2 separate regions of the Homo sapiens genome follow, and region 2 is linked to region 1. The links are chromatin contacts, found by Hi-C or POLR2A ChIA-PET in ENCODE. All regions are on one chromosome and are shown on one strand. The core of a region is the stretch at or near the end of the contact, and the rest is flanking DNA. Distances in the headings are between cores, read along the strand shown. Region 1 has its middle 83 kb from the start of ADRB2. Region 2 has its middle 88 kb from the start of ADRB2.

Evidence for each region. Hi-C counts contacts between places; a loop is a spot of excess contacts on that map. ChIA-PET counts read pairs that join two places held with the same protein, here RNA polymerase II (POLR2A). Pooled maps may share reads with other maps.
Region 2: a map of MCF 10A shows a loop between it and region 1 (13-fold over the local background). The contact joins two enhancer-like sites. A Hi-C loop is called at or near these places in 9 of 168 maps with a recorded cell type or tissue (Calu3, HCT116, IMR-90 and 6 more) and 8 of 50 pooled maps. POLR2A ChIA-PET finds 5 or more read pairs at or near these places in 2 of 52 experiments (GM12878 and MCF 10A).

Annotation. Positions count from the first base shown.
Region 1 is chr5:148,740,182-148,746,375 of GRCh38, reverse strand. No RefSeq gene overlaps it. Among named protein-coding and RNA genes, the nearest start is that of ADRB2, 83 kb to the left of the region's middle. Within about 2 kb of position 4,940, at least 4 of the 41 ENCODE cell types and tissues checked have a DNase peak (open chromatin) inside an H3K27ac peak, as active enhancers do.
Region 2 is chr5:148,911,164-148,917,084 of GRCh38, reverse strand. No RefSeq gene overlaps it. Among named protein-coding and RNA genes, the nearest start is that of ADRB2, 88 kb to the right of the region's middle. RefSeq lists an enhancer at 5,748-5,921. Within about 2 kb of position 3,029, at least 8 of the 41 ENCODE cell types and tissues checked have a DNase peak (open chromatin) inside an H3K27ac peak, as active enhancers do.

The DNA of each region.
Region 1 (6,194 bases), core at 3,691-6,190:
CCTATAGGAGATGGGTCTTGTCTCCCATTTTCCTATTACAGCATCCTGCCTCTTTCCTTCCACAAGACTGTGTTGTTACCACAATCTGTTAATCTTTTAAAATATATTTATTCTCACCATGCAGCCATAAAAAGGAACAAGATCATGTCCTTTGCAGGGACATGAATGGAGCTGGAGCCATTATCCTCAGCAAACTAACTCAGGAACAGAAAACCAAACACCCCTTGTTCTCACATACAAGTGGGAGCTGAACAATGTGAACACACAGACACAGGGAGGGGAACTACAAACTGGGGCCAGTCGGATGGGGTGCGGGGGGGAGGGAACGCATCAGGAAAAATAGCTAATGCATGATGGGCTTGATATTATGCCTAGGTGATGGGTTGATAGGTGCAGCAAACCACCATGGTACATGCTTACCTATGTAACAAACCTGCACATCCTGCACACGTACCTTGGAACTTAAAATAAAGTTTTTAAAAAATGTATTTATTCTCAGCCAGGTGCGGTGGCTCACACCTGTAATCCCAGCACTTTGGGAGGCCGAGATGGGCGGATCAGAAGGTCAGGAGATCGAGACCATCCTGGCTAACATGGTGAAACCCTGTCTCTACTAAAAATACAAAAATTAGCCGGGCGTGGTGGCGGGTGCCTATAATCCCGGCTACTGGGGAGGCTGAGGCAGGAGAATGGTGTGAACCCGGGAGGCAGAGCTTGCAGTGAGCGGAGATCGTGCCACTGCACTCCAGCCTGGGCAACAGAGCGAGACTTCGTCTCAAAAAAAAAAAGTACTTATTCTCTTGATTATTTTATGTATCTCTCACTGCATTGTGAGTTCCTTGAGAACAGAGCCCTTGTGTCCTGTTCACTGCCATATTTCCAACGGCCAGCAGAGTGCTGGGCAACATGGGTGCTCAGTAGATATCTGATGGATGAGTGAATGTTCTTCCTGCCCTTGTACCTTGGTGGGTTTCCTCTCATCATTCAAGGCTCATCCAGTGCTTGAGGTGCTCCTCTGAGAAGACTTCCTGCCCCTTCCTCAACCAACATAGGTAGTCACTCTCTTTTGGGTTCACAAAGCATCATCTACACACCACCATTATAGTATCAAATACAATAAATTGTAACTGGGTTAAAGGTCTCTTTGCCCCCACAAGACCATGAGCTCCTTGAATACCCAGCCCTTCCCACTCTGCCCCATACAGACATCATCTGGTATTCATCCTCTATTTTTTTAACTTTTAGGGGTACATGTGGAGGTTGGTTCTATGGATAAATTGCATGTTGCAGGAGTTTGGTTGCAGAATATTATTTCATCACCCAGGTAATAAGCATAGTATCCAATAGGCTGTTTTTCAATCCTCACCCTCCTCCCACTCTCCACCCTCAAGTAGTCTCGGGTGCCTATTGTTCCCTTCTTTGTGTCCATGTGTACTCAATGTTTAGCTCCCACTTATAAGTGAGAATGTGTGGTGTTTGGTTTTCTGTTCCCGTGTTATTTTGTTGAGGATAAAGGCCTCCAGCTTCAACCATGTTGCTGCAAAGAACATGATCTCCTTTGTATGGCTGCATATTATTCCATGGTGTATATGCACCACATTTTCCAAATTTTCTTTTAACTTTTATTTTAGGTTTAGGTGTACATGTGCAGGTTTGTTTTATAGGTAAGCTCATGTCATGGGGCTCTGGTGTACTGGTTATTTTATCACCCATGTAGTAAGCATAGTATCTGTTAGGCATTTTTTCTGATCCTCTCCTTCCTCCCACCCTCTACCCTCAAGTAGGTCCCAGTGTCTGTTGTTCCTCTTTTTGTGTCCATGTGCTCTTGTTATTTAGCTCCCACTTATAAGTGAGAACATGCGGTGTTTGGTTTTCTGTTCCTGCATTAGTTTGCTAAGGATAAATGGTCTCTAGTTCTATCCATGTTGCTACAAAGGACATGAGTTCATTCTTTTTTATGGCTGCATAGTAGTCCATGGTGTATATGTACCACATTTTCTTTATCTAGTCTACCGTTGATGGGCATTTAGGTTGTTCCATGTCTTTGCTATTGTGAATAGTGCTGCAATGAACATAATGCATGCATGTCTTTATGGTGGAATAATTTATATTTCTTTGGGTATATATACAATAATAGGATTGCTGGGTCTAATGGTAATTCTGATTTTATTTAATAGTTCTTTGAGGAATGGCCACACTGCTTTCCACAATGGCTGAAACGATTTACACTCCCACCAGCAGTGCGTAAGCGTTCCCTTCTCTTTGCAGTCTCACCAGCATTATTTTTTTTTCTATTTTTTAATGATAGCCATTCTGGTGGGTGTTAGACAGTATAGCTCATTGCAGTTTTGATTTGCATTTCTCTAATGATTAGTGATGTAGAGCATTTTTTCATATGCTTGTTAGTCATGTATATGTCTTTTTTTGAAAAATGTCTGCTAATGTCCTTCACCCTTATTAATGGGGTAATTTTTTGCTTGTTAATTTGAGTTTCTTACAGATACTGGATATTAGACCTTTGCAGATGCATAGTTTGCAAATATTTTCTGACATTCTGTGGGCTGTTAACTCTTTGACAGTTTCTTTTGCTGTGCAGAAGCTCTTAGTTTAATTAGGTTCCATTTGTCAATTTTTGTTTTTCTTGTAATTGCTTTTGGCATCTTCATCATAAAATCTTTGCCAGGGCCTATGTCTAGAATGGTATTTTCTATGTTTTCTTCAAGAGTTTTTATAGTTTTAGGTTTTATATGTAAGTATTTAATCTGTCTTGAGTTAATTTTTATATGGTGCAAGGAAGGGGTCCAGTTTTAATCTTCTGCACATGGCTAGCTAATTATCCCAGCACCATTTATTGAATAGCGAGTCCTTTCTCCATTGGTTGTTTTTGTCAACTTTATCAAAGATCAGATAACTGTAGGTTTGTGGATTTACTTCTGGGCTGTCTATTCTGTTCCATTAGTCTATGTGTCTGTATTTGTATCAGTGTCATGCTGTTTTGTTTACTGGAGCCTTGTAGTATACTATAAAGTCAGGTAATGTGATACCTCCAACTTTGTTCTTTTGCCTTAGGAGTGTTTGGCTATTTGGGCTATTCTTTGTTTCCATATAAATTTTAGAATAATTTTTTCTAGTTGTGCTAAGAATGTCATTGGTAATTTGATAGGAATAGCATTGAATCTGTACATTGCTTTGGGTAGTATGGCCATATTAGCAATATTGAGTCTTCCTATCCATGAGCATGTAATGCTTTTCCATTTGTTTATGTCATCTCTGATTTCTTTCAGCAGCGTTTTGTAATTCTTGTTGCAGAAGTCTTTCCACCTCCCTGGTTAGCTGTATTCTTAGGTATTTTATCTTTTTGTAGCTATTGTGAATTCAATTGCATTCTTTTTTTTTTCTTTTTTTTTGAGATGGAGTCTCGCTCTCTCACCCAGGCTGGAGTGCAGCGGTGCAATCTCGGCTCGCTGCAAGCTCCACCTCCTGGGTTCACACCATTCTCCTGCCTCAGCCTCCCGAGTAGCTGGGACTACAGGCGCCCGCCACCACGCCTAGCTAATTTTTTGTATTTTTTAGTAGAGACAGGGTTTCACCATGTTAGCCAGGATGGTCTCAATTTCTTAACCTCGAGATCCACCCGCCTCAGCCTCCCAAAGTGCTGGGATTACAGGCCTGAGCCACCGCGCCCAGCCTCAATTGCGTTCTTGATTTGGCACTCAGCTTGGGAATTATTGGTGTATAAAAATGTGACTAATTTTTGTACATAGATTTTTTATCTTGAAAATTTGCTGAAGTTGGTTATCAGAGCTAGGAGCTTTTGGGGCGAGACTATGGGGTTTTCTAAGGATAAAATAATATTGTCTGCAAACAGAGATCATTTGACTTTCTGTCTTCCTATTTGGAACCCTTTTATTTCCTTCTCTTGCCTGATTATGCTGGCTGAGACTTCTAGTGTTATATTGAATAGGAGTGGTGAGAGAGGGTATCCTTGTCTTGTTCTGGTTCTCAAGGGAAATGCTCCCAGCTTTTGCCCATTCAGTGTGATGTTGGCTGTGGGTTTGTAATAGATGGCTCTTATTATTTTGAGGTATGTTCCTCCAATGCTTAGTTTGTTGAGGGTTTTTAACATGAAAGGATGCTGAATTTTATCAAAAGCCCTTTCTGCATCTATTGAGATTATATATGGTTTTTGTTTTTAGTTCTGTTTATGTGATGAATCACATTTATTAATTTGTATATGTTGAACCAACCTTGCATCCCAGGGATAAAGCCTACTTGATCATGGTGGATTAGCTTTTTGATATGCTGCTGAATTTGGTTTGCTAGTATTTTGTTGAGGATTTTTGCATAGATATCCATCAAGAATATTGGCTTGAAGTTTCCTTTTTTGTTGTTGTTGTTGAGTCTTTGCCAGGTTTTGGAATCAGGATGATGCTGACATCATAGAATGAGTTAGAGAGGAGTCCTTCTCCTCCATTTTTTGCAAAGTTTCGATAGGAATAATACTGGCTCTTCTTTATATGTCTGGTAGAATTCGGCTGTGAATCTGTCTGGTCCTGGGTTTTTACTTGTTGGTAGGATTTTTATTACTGATTCAATTTAGGAACTCGTAATTTGTTCAGAGTTTGAACTTTTTCCTGGCTCAGTCTTGGGAGGTTGTATAATTCTAGTAATCCTCTATTTCTAACATGGTCCTTCTCATATCAAGGAAAGCCAGCTACTTTTAATGACTTTATTTTTATCCGGAGCTGACTGGAGTTGGAAGTGAGGAGGAATAGCGAAGACGATGTGAAAACAGCTGTTAGCATTTGTGGGATGTCCGAGCTATGTACTCATGGCTTGTAGATGTATCCATAAAACTATCCTAGTATTTTATTTCTCTATGCTTACATCTGCAGAAAAAAAACAAACTTCACCATCTAGTGGTACAAACCTTGAACTGCAGACATACATCCACCATTTCCTTATTCTTTATCCCATTTAACAGCTATTTATTGACTGAGCACCCACTTACTATGTGCCAATAACTGACCCAGACAAACCTCTGTTCTTCTTTAGTCCCTCATGTATTGATCACTTTCTGCAGGTGGATCATGTTGTTTGGAGCTTTGGCGCTTGCAGTTTGGTGTTGACAGTTTTCGGTAAACAGAGCCATGGGAGGTCAGGTTTTTTGGTGCGAAGGTCAAACCCTGGCATCTCTGGGACTCATACAACTTGCTGTTTTGGACTGATTAGTAACTATTAAAAATGTAAACAAGCTGGGGAGATTTAGAACCCAGAGGATTTCACACATGCAGACGTACACACCCCACAAGGACTTGAGTCCTCTCTGGGACAGTCACGAGATTTGGCTGCTGCTGCTGGTATTCTTGCATTTCAACAATTGGCTGGAGCTGAGAAGCAGCTGCCCCTTTAGACGCAGCTACTCTGTCAGACCCACATTGGCTGTTCTGTCCACTCACTTATTTCAGTTTGATCTCTTTTCCGAGATATCCAGGCATTTGGTGGATTTTGATTCTCCATGTTTATTCCTAAGGAAACTTATCTCCAAATCTCTCCAATCTTTCTTCCAACAAAGCCCAGTTTCCAGAAGAAGTAATTATAACTGCACAATTATCAAGGGCATAATATATTTCTTGATAACCCTGACATAAATTAAGGGCCATTTATTTGTCTGGGTTTCTGTTCCTGTTAAAAATAATCTCTTTGCTCAATGTCCCACACTTGGTTATTTTCCTTCCTCTTTGCTTGGTGAAACAGAAGGCTCTTTTAGAGATTTTGACTGTTTCTCATTATTATTTATCCAACAGATACTTAATGAGCACTTCCTAAGTGCCCGGACCTCTGCTTCATGTGAGAGATGTATCTGAGAAGGGGACGGACATGCACCTAACGGTGCCAGCGATGTGGCCATTATGAAAGATCGTGATGTTGTAGGAACATACAGAAGGAACACTGTGCCTAATATGGGGATGGGAATAGGATCGAGGGGATGTTCCTAGAAAAATTAATGTTGAAGCTTAGACCTTGAGATAAGTAGTGATTTGCCAAGGAGGGAGAACCTTGCACAAATGCCCAGACCAGATTCGAGAGAGTCATGGGGCATGGAGAGGAACTGAATAGTGTCCTTGAGCTCTGCCGAGGAGCACAGACTTTATCTGGAGGGTAACAAGGAGCAAAGAGAGCTTATGAGCAAG
Region 2 (5,921 bases), core at 1,780-4,279, 170 kb before region 1:
GAATGAAGAATGCCAGCACTCCCCGAACCAGATTCAGAGACAAATTTCATCACTCAGCAACACACGATGAGCTTAAAGTGTAGTCCCTGCTAGTTTGTGAAAATAAAAAAAACCCTCTCTTCCAGTGCCCTAATTCACTCAATTATAAGAGACTTTTAAAATTGGCAGGGAGTAGAACATAATGGTTTAAAAAACACAGGCTGTGAAGTTGGAAGGCATAGGTTCTGATCCCAGAGTAGCAGCTCTGCTACTTACTAGGCAAGTTATTCAAGTTCCATAATCCTTAATTCCCTCTCCAGTAATTTGGAGCTAATAACAATTACCTGCTCACAGAGTTATCCTGAGGATTTAATAAGGTAGCCAAGATGAAGCACTTAGCCCAGTGCCTGGCATACAGGAGGCACTCAATAAATGTTAGTTGCGTTATGGTGCTTAGGATCAGTAACAGCCACTTTCAGTCTTGGTTGAAAGTCAATTTAGATCAGACATTCATTTCTCCTACACCTCTCCAAGCTTTGAACAGGATGACTTTTTAGTTTAAATTGCATAAAAAGCTCACTTTCTTGACCTTATTTGTAACACAAACATTTACTGAGTGATTTCTGTGTATCTAACTCTTTCCTGGTAGTACCTCGTTGGTCCTTTACCATCGCGGAGAGTCTACAGTAGGAAGAATAAGCATGCTCAGGTTAGAGTTTGGGGAGGACAAAATTTTCCTGCTGTTTGTAGTTTAGAACATTGCATAATCTTCTGAAAAGCACACCTTTCTTTTTCTTTTTAAACTTCAAGGATTTGTTTTAAAACATTTTCTCACAAAAGTCTGAAGTTTTCGTACCTTGATTCATGAAGGGGGACGGGTAGTAGCTTCTGGAGCCTGATTCATGGAGGTGCCTGTGCTATTCTTTGTCTTTGAGACAAAAAGTTTTCCTATACCAGCAGCTCCTGAAGGTGACTTTAGGAAACAGCACGTGTTTTGTTATTCTGTGCTCAGTTTTGACCCACATCCAAGTATTAATTTTTTGGATGGGAGGGGTGGTGGCTGTTGTTTGTGTCTAAGTGGGTCTTTCCAAGGACTATATATTAGGGTAAGACTCCACTCCTGGCAACCAAAACAAAAAACTTCTCTGACTCCAATTCAAATCTCAACAGAAGCAAATGACTCAGTTCAAGCAAACTTTATAGATTATTCAATTCTGGAACTATATGTTCTCGGATAACCATACCCAACATTGAAATTAAACTACTCTCTAAAGAAGGAAATTCCTTAGTAACGTCACTCAGCTCCAAAACTTGGGACTGTCTTTCCTTGCATCTAACTTACATGTCTCCAATCACAAATTAAGCTGTTCATTCTCCAGCTGACATATCTGGGCAGGAGATCCAGCTTCAGATGCTGGGAGGCGTGAAGAGGAGAAAAGGTCACTTCTGGTTTTGGTGTGTGTGTGTTTGATGTAGGTGTGGTTTCGTGTTATGTAAGCATCTGGCTCTAGGCACTAGGATACCTGCACTGTCAGGGGACAGGGACTTCTGGGTGCCAGGTGCTCCTAGAAGCTCAGTCACTAAGGGGCTGCTTGGTGCCTCTTCTCTCTCCTCACTGTCCTGGAGCTCTGGCTTCTTTGTCACATGTTCTGTTATCTGAACTTCTCAGGCTACCACTTTAGGATCAAAGGAGATTGTGGGCCAAAGGAACAAAACTCTCACTTTTCGAGCCCACAGTGTGACCTCGGACAAGTCCCTTCCTCTTCCTGGGCCTTAGTTCCTGCAGCTGAGAGGTATGGAGTTTCGTCAAAACATGTCTGAGCCTCTGCCCAGCACTGACAATCTGGGGCTCCAGAATCTGTCGTCCAGCCAGGCCAGTGACCTAGGTGGGAAGGGCAGTGAGAACGTAGCCACTGTTTGGAATTCACAGGCTTGTTTGGTGGGACAACTCCTAATAGATTTGATTGGGGATCAGAGCAACCTATTTCTCCGAACCTCTGGTGAGAACTGATTCAGGCCTGCCACTCCTCGGTCAGGGCTGCAGAGGCATGTAAAATGCACTTGTCAGAGAGCATTGGCTCAGAAGCCTGACACTTCCACCATCTGAATACCAAACAAGACAAAAATTGCACAAGAGATGGGGCCCAGATGATCCGCTGATCAAATCAGTATTTCAACTCTGGTGTCCTCAGGATTTCTTATGTGAGGGAACACCCTCCTCTGCCATTTCAAAAGACTTAATACATTTTTATCCCTGAGTGATTTTGTCCTCAAGAGGACCTATGGGAGGGACCATGTGGATTTTGAAAGCTTAGTGCTGAACTAATTCTGTGCCCTAATGATTATGAAAGCCTGTGTAAATAGGGAGGCAGTGGCAGGGAGCCTGGGGCTGGAAGTCAGGAGGCTTGAATTCCAGTTCTGGCTTTGCCACTCTCTGGCTGTGCAGCTTTAAGAAAATTGCTTCACCTCTCTGGGCCTCAGTGTTCTCATACAGCAGCATCTCTCTACGGTCTCTAAGACAGAAACCTCTCATCTTGGTGGTAGAATGGGGCCAGATATACCTCTGTGTGTGTGTGTGTGTGTGTGTGTGTGTGTGTGTGTGTGTGTGTTAGCCCAATTCTCCCCTTGTGTGGAGACATAGCTCTTATGGAGGTTACATTCCTTCCCCAAGTTCCTCTTCTTTGAAGGCCTTTGGGACGCATCCAAGAGAGTAGGTGAACTCATGGATGCTTAAGGATTGGAAGGGGCTTTGAGGATAATTACCCAGCTATTGCAAGAATGCCTCTCACCCCAATTATCTGGTGGGAGGTGCTTGGCATGTTTGAGAACCAGCATTCCATGAAAGTTAAGAGCCCCAGCTCTGGAGTTATTCAGTCTTTGTTTTATATCCCAGCCTTGCCAGTCATTTCAGTTCGTCATTCAGCAAGTATTTATCAAGTGCCTATTTCCTGCCAAGCACTTAGATAAGCTATTTTGCATATATTATCACACTTAGTCCTCACAACCCTATGAAACAGGTAGAGGTTTTATCTCCATGTCACAGATGAGGAAACTGAAACTCAGAGAGGTGATGTGACTTATTGCTAGCAAGAGGCAAACCTGAGGTTTGAATCCAGGTCTATTGACACCAGCGCTATAGCTCTCAGCCACTATGCTGTACTGTCTCCAAGACCTTATCTTCTTAATGTAAACATCTATGATGTAGACATTATTGTATCTATTTTAAAACTAGATACTGACGGTCAGAATTTAAGTAGCATCATTTGGTCAAAGTCAATGAAAGCAGGGCCAGGACTCAGCTGGGGGCTACTCAACCCCCACGTCGGTGTCTCTGACTGCTGTGTGCAATGCCTCTACCTCAGCCTTTTGGAAAAACCTCCGTGCATTTGCCAGTCTACGTTACAGACTAAGCAGCATGCCTGCTTCTGAAGGAAGGACATGGACCATGCAATGGGAAGAGCCCTGAAGTCTGCATGATGCCAACATCTCAGCTGCTGGTCCTGTCTGCTCCTTACCAGGCACAAGGCCTGAGGCATTTCCAGCCTCTGCGCTTTACCAGCCTTGCTTTCCTCACAAGGATATTTATTGTACCAGTCAATTGAGGGCCTAGCTATGAAAGGACTTTATAAATTAGAAGGTGATGAAAGTGAAATTATTATTGTTGTAGTCCCACTTCTCTGTTTTTCTCCATCAAACTGGACAATAAATTGCATGTTGCCTTCGGGAATCTTGAAATGCATCATCTAGTAGCCTGAGCCCCATGATCCCAGGATGAAGCAGCATGAGGCAGGCTATCCTCTCTCACAGCCGGCACTCCTGCCTGACTCATTCAGGGATGCCACATTCCGGGATGTGAGGCATTACAATGGCTGCCACTGTGACGTGTAGTCATCCCAGAAAGGCTGGGATGTAACATTCCTGAACAGATTCAGGCATGAGAAGAGAGAGGAGAGAAAATTTGTAAACAGGCAGCCTGGGGCTTAGGAGAGGCAGGAGAAGTTGCTCATTTTCTGTGCTCTTGTTTTGAAAGTCTTTGGAGGTGTAGCTGTCCGTCCATCAGGCTGATCTTATCATCCTTCGGGAAGCATGCATCTCCAGATGCGTGGGACTCCTCACACCAGGGCCTTGCACTCTCGGACCACCGGTTCCAGGAGGGCTGGGTCAGAAATCATTTGCTCACTTCACTACTCACTCCTCTAAGGAGTGAGAGGATAGGAAAACCAGAGGTGCCATCTGCAGGTGGATGGAGGAGCTCCAGGTGATTTGTCCCTGAGTTTTTCCAGTTAAGCATTTGCTCTCTCCCCTCTCACCCTGTTGTGCTAAGGGTGGCACAGAAAAAGAATTTTATTTATTTTGGGTCTTTGTTTGTACCTGTTTGCAGCCCAAGGAAAAGAGAGAGGCAAACTCTCTGGTTCAGGCTTCGGTGAGAGCCTTCTTTTACTCAAAGAGACTGTGGAGGCTGCCAGAGAGCAAGTCAAGGAGTTGGGAGGTGCAGCCTGCCTTGAGCAGGGCAGCAGGGACTTGTGGGATGAGCTATGGCTCCGTTAGGACCCTCCTCACCTGGAAACAGGACTGTGGGAGACATTGCCATCCCTCCTATCTAACAATTCGATGTTAGAAAACTCCCTGCTTTGGGTAGTACCAAGAAATTAGTTGTAATTATGGAAATGAAGAAGGTGGCACTGAAAGAAAGCACCACCAGGGGAAAGGGCCCTGCAGGTGGAGGTGGAGACCTGGGCTCCAGGTGTAGCCTTGCCACAGGCTCTGTGTGAATGTGAGCCCTCTCTGGGGCTGTATTTATGAAAAAGGGGGTTGGGCAATGATCTCTAAGGTCCCTTCCAACTAGGCCAGTTTATGCAAGACTTTCCTTGATTTCAGTACTGAAAGTTTTGTGTCCAGAAATCCTTGCTTCCAATAGAAAGCTTCCCTTTCTGGTTGTTCTAGTAACTTCCCTCTGGGATCTCAATCCCTTTTCTCTCTGTATTGCAGAAGCCTTTTCTCTGGATTAGGAAATCATTGTGATAACTCCTGCTAAATGGTGGTGGGTAGGGGTGATACTCAAAACATGAACATCCTCTACGGTAAGGGCACAAACCCATCAGAATGAACCAGGCCATAAACCCCAGACCATTCTTGGAGTGCTGTCCACTCCCCGTCCCCGGGGTGGGCAACCCCACATTGAAACTGGGCTTCTATCTCCAGGTCTATGACAATTCCACCTGTTTCTATTCCACCTCTTCAGTCAGTGATGTGAAGTCATGTCAATCACTTCAGCGCCAGTGGAACTGAAGGATTTTCCAGCTTCTCTTTTACTGCTTGCTCTCAGATTAAAGGTGGTGACTTCCCCTTCACTGGTCAGTTCCAGCCTCAGTCCAGTTTCCTAAGGTTTTTTAGGGTGAGACTGCTCTGAGTGATGCTGTCCAAATCCAGACAATAGTGTCTTTGCGGATGGGCTTCACGTCTCTGGGATTCAAGTCTGTTTGTGCCCCACCATCCTTGGTGTGCTGCCAGATGAGTCTTTCCAAAACAGTGTTTTGTCAGCCTCCTGTACCTGTTCTGAAATCTTTCTAAGCACATTTCCTCAGCCCTCTCACCCACTGTGGACAAACAGGACCACATATTCATAATCATGACCCACTTGTCTTTGGCTTCTGCCTCTGTTTGCTTACATGGGATCTTGGTCTCTTCCAATTGTGTTTTTATTCAGAGAGCAGCTGCTAAACTGTCTGGAATGACAGAAGTTCAGTTTCAAATAATAGTTAACATACGTGTATCACAGGGTGGAGAAAAGCAGAGTCCGTGTGACCTCTGGCTCCCATTCACCTCCACACCAGCTGAGCCCATTTCACATGACCTTTCTGCCTGTGTTTGTCTGTCCTTCAATGTGCTCCATCCTCACTTGTTTATGTTGCTTCCTGAGCACAGTGACTTGCATCAGGCAC